Linked DNA regions of Homo sapiens: region 1 is linked to region 2. Evidence: chromatin contacts called from ENCODE Hi-C or POLR2A ChIA-PET data. All regions are on one chromosome and are shown on one strand. The core of a region is the stretch at or near the end of the contact, and the rest is flanking DNA. Distances in the headings are between cores, read along the strand shown.

Evidence for each region. A loop is a pair of places that touch in the nucleus more often than their neighbours do. ChIA-PET counts read pairs that join two places held with the same protein, here RNA polymerase II (POLR2A). Pooled maps may share reads with other maps.
Region 1: a map with no recorded cell type shows a loop between it and region 2 (2.4-fold over the local background). The contact joins two enhancer-like sites. A Hi-C loop is called at or near these places in 1 of 168 maps with a recorded cell type or tissue (A673), 1 of 37 single-sample maps with no recorded cell type and 3 of 50 pooled maps. POLR2A ChIA-PET finds 5 or more read pairs at or near these places in 1 of 52 experiments (CD4-positive, alpha-beta T cell).

The regions. Positions count from the first base shown.
Region 1 is chr3:114,582,670-114,586,622 of GRCh38, reverse strand. The region is part of intron 6 of ZBTB20 (zinc finger and BTB domain containing 20); the gene reads left to right. Among named protein-coding and RNA genes, the nearest start is that of ZBTB20-AS5, 130 kb to the right of the region's middle. Within about 2 kb of position 1,471, at least 7 of the 41 ENCODE cell types and tissues checked have a DNase peak (open chromatin) inside an H3K27ac peak, as active enhancers do.
Region 2 is chr3:114,363,533-114,367,103 of GRCh38, reverse strand. All of the region lies in intron 10 of ZBTB20 (zinc finger and BTB domain containing 20), which reads left to right. It overlaps ZBTB20-AS1 (ZBTB20 antisense RNA 1), which reads right to left. Exons shown (of 9, transcript NR_038993.1): 5 at 223-408; 6 at 1-137. Among named protein-coding and RNA genes, the nearest start is that of ZBTB20-AS1, 14 kb to the right of the region's middle. Within about 2 kb of position 1,628, at least 2 of the 41 ENCODE cell types and tissues checked have a DNase peak (open chromatin) inside an H3K27ac peak, as active enhancers do.

The sequences.
Region 1 (3,953 bases), core at 222-2,721, 220 kb before region 2:
TTACCACAGTTAAAATGTTCTCTGGATTAGTATTGACCCTATAGTTACCCACAAGGTATAGAGAGAAGTCAGTGGAAATTCTCTTCTCAACAGCTAAAGTGGTCCTTGTCACCAAAACAGTCATATGCTAAATCACATGTCAGTGTGACATCGCCAGGCCTTAGCTTCTCAGGATCTACTTGTTACAAGTGAGTTTATGTGGCTTGAAGCATATGGCCTTGATATATGATCCCAGAGCAAAAGGGCAAGGTATTTCAAGCTGGCCATAATTTTATTGTCTCTCACAGGCTTGCTTTGTAGTCATTCCAATAAACTAGATGGGAAATTTTTGATGCTCCAAGCTATCCAGTCTTCAGGACTTCATTTCATGATTCAGAGTCCAGCTAAACAACTCAAGAGTGCTTTTGTGTGACACTGACCACAGGAACAAATAATTGCTTAGTAATTCTCTTTGAGGTAGAAAATTCTAAACATGGAGGAACCATTTCCCCTTAATGGGAGCCAGAAATCCTCTAAGTGCTTGAAATGGCATTCACAAGTCTGAATGGTAAACAGATAAAAACAGGAGCGCACCAGTTGCACAAATGACTTGCTTGTCACAAACTTGTCATTGCAGTAATCTAACATTTCTTTCACAGAGCCCGATGGAAAGTATGGAACAAACAGGCCCTGCTGACGTTTTGGCTCTGCTAAGCCTTCCTCCGAGCTAAAGCATCTGCAGCATCTTCCTGTTCTAGACCCTTTATCTGCTGAAGTTAGCTGATACTGTACATGTCAGAGAAATGTTTGACTATTGCATTAACAAGTTGATGACAAGCAAGTTATTCCTGCAACTGAAATACTGCTGCTTTTAGCAGGCTGCCATTTTGACCTTCATTTTATTATGCAGAAGAACCCTAACAGAGCAGAGCACTGGGGAGAAACCAGTGTGGTTGCCCCAGGCCCATACAAAGACCACCTGCCTAGGGATTAGGTATAGTGGTACAGGGGGCATACCAGGCAGGTCCATTAGAAGTATGGAAGGGATTCCTTGTAAAACATAAATGTGAATACATTAGACGGTTTCAAAGATTGTTCTTGCAGGGGTAAAATGAACTGCACAGAAATAGATTTCTTCCTGCATCCTCTGAACCCCACACACATGTGCACATACGGCTGTGTATGCTTTATAGAATGATATGAGATGGGAAACTTAAATGAAAATTGTATATACCAGCTCTACACATAGTTTTTGTCAATTGTTGGAGTTCCTGTCATCAGTAGCTTCCCTTAACCTCCTCCTCACTCAGCATAATATCTGGAGTTATCTAAACCTAATCAGACCCATGCTCTTGTCCCCTCAAGAGCACTGTTATCTCCATTAGCCTCCTCATAGAAAATTTAAGCAGCCCTCTCTAGGACATCACCAGTTCATTTCCAACCTCAGCTGCCAGCAGGGAGTACTCCTACACTGTGTAACTTCAGCCTCTCGCCGTTCTGTTTGAGGAAACTTCCTCCCCTCAGGGACCCACACTTGGGGTTCCTCGAGTGTGTAGTCCAGAGGGTCCCAGCCTTTAACAGGAGCCTTGCCTGTAAGAGAAGCCTTGCCTATTGCCCCCTATGGTGTTTTGCCTTTGTTGATGCCATAGGTATATCAGCACTTGGAACAACAGAGAGTTTGCCCTAAGACTTTGGCCTTTTCATAAAACTGAGCTGCTCTTATTCACCAAGGTGTCAGCTGCCTTGTATTCTTTCTAGACGCTTCAGGTCTGTTAAGGGTACACTGATAGTGTTTTGTCTGATTTAAATATTGACGCAAAAAACTTGCATTCTCGTACTTATTTTCTGGCTGGTGCCCCAGGTACTTTCATTTTCAAAAGTTCTGTGTAAAAATGATAATCATTGTCCATCCATGAGAACCACATTTCTTGCCAAAGTGGTGATGAGGCTTAACTTTCTTTTAGACTTGGCAAATTGCACACATTACTGTCTCCAGGGTGAAATGTTTTACTCCCATCCCAAATATCTCTTGATGTAATCTATACCTTAGCTTTGTGGAACAACTACCTCAGAGGACAGGTGGGAAGGGTGTGAGAAGAGAGCCTTTTTTTTTTTTTAACAGAGTTAGGGATATTGTCCCTGGAAAAAGAGGTGAAGATAGTTTGAGGCAGCATTTAAAGTTTCTGCAAAAGGAAATACGTGAATGAACAATTTGAATTGTAAATGGAATTTCATCAGCTTTTTCTTTCTAAAGTTCCTAATAGGATTTCCATAATGATTTTGTGTTTTCCTTCTTAGTAGAACTTAAATGGCAAATAAATGATACACTATTTTTGATTTAGAAAAAAATAAAAATCTTTTCTGTGGGAGCTCTCTTTTTAAATACACATTAGGGGATAGATAATGGCAAACAAAAAAAAGTCTTTCTTCCTATTCAGATGGATAGCTATCAGTGTGTGTATGTCTTTTTAATATTTATTTATTTGCTTATTTGATCATTTATTTGTCTATTTATTGTAAGGAAATTAACAAAGGAAAGAAGAAAAACACCTCATGATAAATTAATCTCATTAGATACGTAGAATTTTAGGGCTAGAAAGGAGTTTGATGATCAAGCTATGACTTTATATCACACTCACTTTAGAAATGTGAATGTATGTGAATTTTGAGACCCAAAGATGTTTAATCAGATGAACCAAGATGCGCAATAGGATTGTGGCAGAGCTCGGCCTAAAACTTTCATTTCAGGCAATACTCCCTCAGAGATTACATTACATTTTTTAAAGCTTTATTTTAAACAAAGACAGTCTCATTTTAATAATTTGCACTGATGTGCTTAAATCTAATAGAACATTTGCTATTATAGTAACTGAGACCTCACATTGGTTACACCAACTAAGGAATATACATTTCAACAGTTTGAAGACATTTCTTTCTAAGCCGTTTCTTATTTGCATAGGGTAAGGAACCTTAGTTAGTTCAATTAATTTTTATCTTTTGTAAGATTTCAAAGAAACACTTGCACCGTTCCTATTTACCTAAAAACATGTTTTTTAAATGAATCTGTTTCTTTAATAAGTATTCACTTAAGTAGGTCATACTGTAACGTTCTTGGTGATAAAAAATCTTTTATCAGGATAAAAGAAATCTTATTTTTATTCCCACTTTTAGCCATGTTTGAGTTGGTCCTTGTAATTGTTGGTTTCAACAAAACACTAAGTCAAAAAATCAATGTTTGTGTTTATTTTTGTTTAATACATGAGAAAAAAGTCCATTGATCTTTTTGCAGTTATGATACATAAATACTGTATTTTTCACTTATGCGAAACTTAATTTTTGAGGGTTTCCTTTTTGTTTCATTTCTCTGTTTCACATTTTTCAAACATCTGTACCATGGTTAGTGGTTAGAGTAGCAGTGGCTGGCACTTTTCTTCCACAATGTGAGAGAAAGAAAAGTGACTGGAATAAAACTTTGCTTTTCATATGGTTGACTTGAAATGCAGCATTGAAAAGGTATCATCTCTTTCTTTTCTGAAACCAGAGGTGAAACCCGCCAGCCAATAGCAGTACTGATACCAAATCACCTGTTGATTCTGTTAATTCATGTAAGTAAAGTCTGGCAATGCATGCCTCACTTCATCAACTGAAAAACCTAAATGGATGATCTTTGTGCATTGGCAGCATCTGTCTATATCAACAATATATCCCTCTGGTCACTCACTTAAGGAAGCCTGAGATTCTATAGTCAGTCAAGAAGTGAATGAAAACTTTTGCTTTTGATTCAACAAAATAATCACTTTGTAGGCATGTTTGGCTGTGAAGTGCTTACTAATATTGGGCTCTATTATCAGAGATAGTGAAGAGAAGATGACACTAGTGCTTTCCTTTACCTCGATTAATTCTAGTTAGGAAAATCTATGGTGTTTGCCTTATACATTTTCTAATGTAAAATATTTAAAACACAGGCTGGGCAT
Region 2 (3,571 bases), core at 379-2,878:
AAACATCAGATCCTTAGAATGTGCAAACTTCTGTGCTACCATATCAGAGAGCCCTTTGCAAAGACAAATACTTACAAGTAAAGAAATGCATCTTTTATTTTTTTGAAAGTCCGTCGGCTTGATGGCATGAGAGTTGTCTGAAATAATTCAAAACAGAGGTAAACTTAGAAGAGTGAGTTTCACTTCCGAGGAGGATTGCTTGTAATCACCCTGCTTACTTACCTTCTTCTATTCTGAAGCAGTCTGCAGTAGTTGGGAAAAGTGTAATCTTAAGAAATTCAGTAACAGTCACTGGCTCATTGTACCTGGTAAGTTTTCCCCGTGCCGTGGTGCCCACGGTTTTTGGTAATGCATGGAGATAATTTCGGACGTCTGCTTCTCTTAACTCCTGAGCACTTTTGCTTCTCACTGTAGAATTCCAGAGACACATGGGTATGGAACTTGATCTAAAAGCCTCCTAGTAATAGTTGCAGATTAGATTGAAAGCCAAACTAGACTGTACACAAGTCTGTATAAATCCCAAAATAGAGCTTTAAAATAATAACTTACTGAGTCATGATTTCTGCATCTCATATGCAGTATTCCTTAAATCACATGTTGATGGCTAATCAACAAAATCCAAAGACGCAAATTAGATGGTACAATATTTACAGAGAAAATATATGTGTAGTTTGAAAAGCAAGGATTCTCAGGGTTACAGTCCCACCCCCATTCCCCCCAGAAATGATAGCAGTTGCAATCTGAACTCTCCACATTGTAACCAAGAAAGGAATGAATATAACAATGGAAAGAGAGAGATTTAAGATAGAACTTCTTAGTTAAAGGAGTCTGGACCTTCAAGAAATATGTTTAAGAAAGATTCAGAAGAAATACTAGGTAAGATGAATTATTCCTTTTTCTCAAGTAAAATTCTAGCAGCGTACTTGTTAAATGTTTATTTTGGCCAGGTGACAGAATTCAGGAGGGCGGAATCTTGTTTACCTTGTCCACTGCTGAATCCCTAGCACCCAGCAAAGTGCTTACACAAATTAGGAGTAGGTGCTCAGCAAATGTTTGTTGAATGAATAAATGAATGTTGTGGGGAGAATGAAGCTAAAATAATGATGTAGTGCATTTGTAAGCATTATGCCCATTTGTGAAAATATAGGTACTAATTTTTTACCCGATTATTTTTTTCATTCAGCAGACCTACAAAACAAAGTGTATCACAAATACCCTCTGCTTTTCATGCTGGGGAAACAGAAAAGCTTTCTTTTGAATGTAAGCTGCTACATGTTTTAATTCTAATAGCAATATGGCAGGTCAACTTTGTAGTATAATCTGGTGCCTGTTTTTGATAGATACCATGGAAATAGATACTTATTTTCAAGATGCTCAAACAGATGATTAGGCAAAAGCTCTAGCAAACCTTGAAACAACAAAAAGGAAAGGTTTTCCCACTCCCACCTCCCGTTACTGTAACATCCTGCACAGTTTTCTGCAACCCCACATCCTCCTCCTTGTTTCATCTTTTTCCTGGGTCTAATCTTTGTCTAGGGAATACAGCATGTGACTGTCAGTCTAGCAAGGAGATAGTTCTTGAGAAATCCACCCCCTACACACTGTGTTCCCAAGCTCCTCTTACAGGAATGGCATGATTTGATCAGCAGCAGGCAGAGCTGGCCCAGGGAAACAAGAGCTTGGCATAGAAATCTTAGTGCCCTCCTGCTGGAAGGGCCCTCAAGAGAGATGCTTCATGCCCACCCTCCCTCAACTGGCTGGACAGTAGATGGATGTGTAGGAAAACAAATTCCTGGCTGAATGAATAGAGGATTAAATGAATGAGAGATGAGTTCACTCCTCCAGAAGTCCCCGCCATCCCACTTGAATAGAAAGGCTAACTTTGAAGCCACTCTGTTCTCCATGGCACTATTTTATGTATACTCAGCTTTGGAATATGGTTGCCATCTGCTGCCAGTGCTTAGGACTAAGGAAGTATTGGGGTGGGTAGGAGGAGGCTGGGAGGGAAGAAAAGAGACACTTAAAATGAGCTAATGATCTCCTTTGTGTTAGAGCCTAGGTTTCAGAACATCAATCCTGTACTTCAAGAACAAAACACCAGTGTGTCTTAGACCACACCAGGCGCCGGCACATCAGATAAAGCCTGTGCTGTGTGGTGTTTAGCCACCGAGCCTAGAGAAGTTCTAAAAGTGAAATTACAGGTGCAAACTGAGGAAACTAAAAGGAGAAAAGGCCAAGGGTAAAATACAATCAGGAGGGCTCTGCCGATATGTATCTTTGGGGCTACAGTAGTTGAAAAATGAATCTACTAATTAATCAGTTGGATAATACTATAAAAGCAAGGAATTTAAGGATCTTTAGAAGAAATGAGACACTTTTCCATACACTCTGAGCATATTGTGAGCCTTTAGTATAATCTCAGGGTGAAAGTGACCTGGCTATTGTGTATTGCTGTAGACGTAACTGTTGATTAAGTGTTAGAGATTGCTGTACTAGAGGCATGCATGGTGGTCCTTTAAAAACAGAAAAGGCTGTTAAGCTCAGCTAGTAAGACAATCGAACATATCTGAACGGCAGAGAATAGCTCATAGAGCTTCCTAGCTTCCCTGATGTTGTTTGCATAAATTGTTGGGGGATGTTTGTTTGTTTGTTTGAGACAGAGTCTCACTCTGTTGCCTAGGCTGGAGTGCAGTGGCATGATCTCAGCTCACTGCAACCTCCGCCTCCAGGGTTCAAATTATTCTCCTGCCTTAGCCTCCTGAGTAGCTCGAATTATAGGCATGCGCCACCATGCCCAGCTAATTTTGTATTTTTAGAAGAGACGAGGTTTCACCATGTTGGCTAGGCTGGTCTCAAACTCCTAAACTCAAGTGATCCACCTACCTCAGCCTCCCAAAGTGCTGGGATTGCAGGTGTGAGCCAACATGCCTGGTCAAATTGTTGGTTTTGACACAAAATCATATTGATAATTTATGTACTGAAATAACATGCCAGAGAATAGTAATTAAGCTGGGGATGTATGCTAGTGAAAAAAAAAATATTACAGTGAAGTTTATTTTGGGAAAGGATTAGCTAATTGGCTAGGCATGACATTTGAAGGCCATGTACTGTTATGTATTCAATAGTAGGCCTGTATCTTGAATTGGAGGAAGGCTGAAATTTCTTTTTGCAAGGGAAGAACCTCATCAGCGATGTATATAAGTATAAATTTAGAGACAATGACAATCCTAGAAATGCAAAATACCACTTTAGGGAGCAGTAAGTGATTGCTGAGCAGTGTGTCAGACTCAGTGTCTGAGAGCAGCAAATCAGAACATATTTGTTGGCTGTGTGAGCTCTGGCCTTGACTACTGTCTTCCAGCAGGAACAAGTCATATACAACTGTGACTCAGCCTCAATTAGAATACTAGTAATGCCCTAAATCTATCTCATGTACAGTTTCTCTTCCTAGGAACCTTGTGTGCCTCATATTCTATTTGTCCCTACAACATCCCTGTGAAGCATACACACCTTTGTTTTACAGGTGGGATAACAGGTCCATAAAGGAATAGTTTAATTCTTTGTCTTCAAA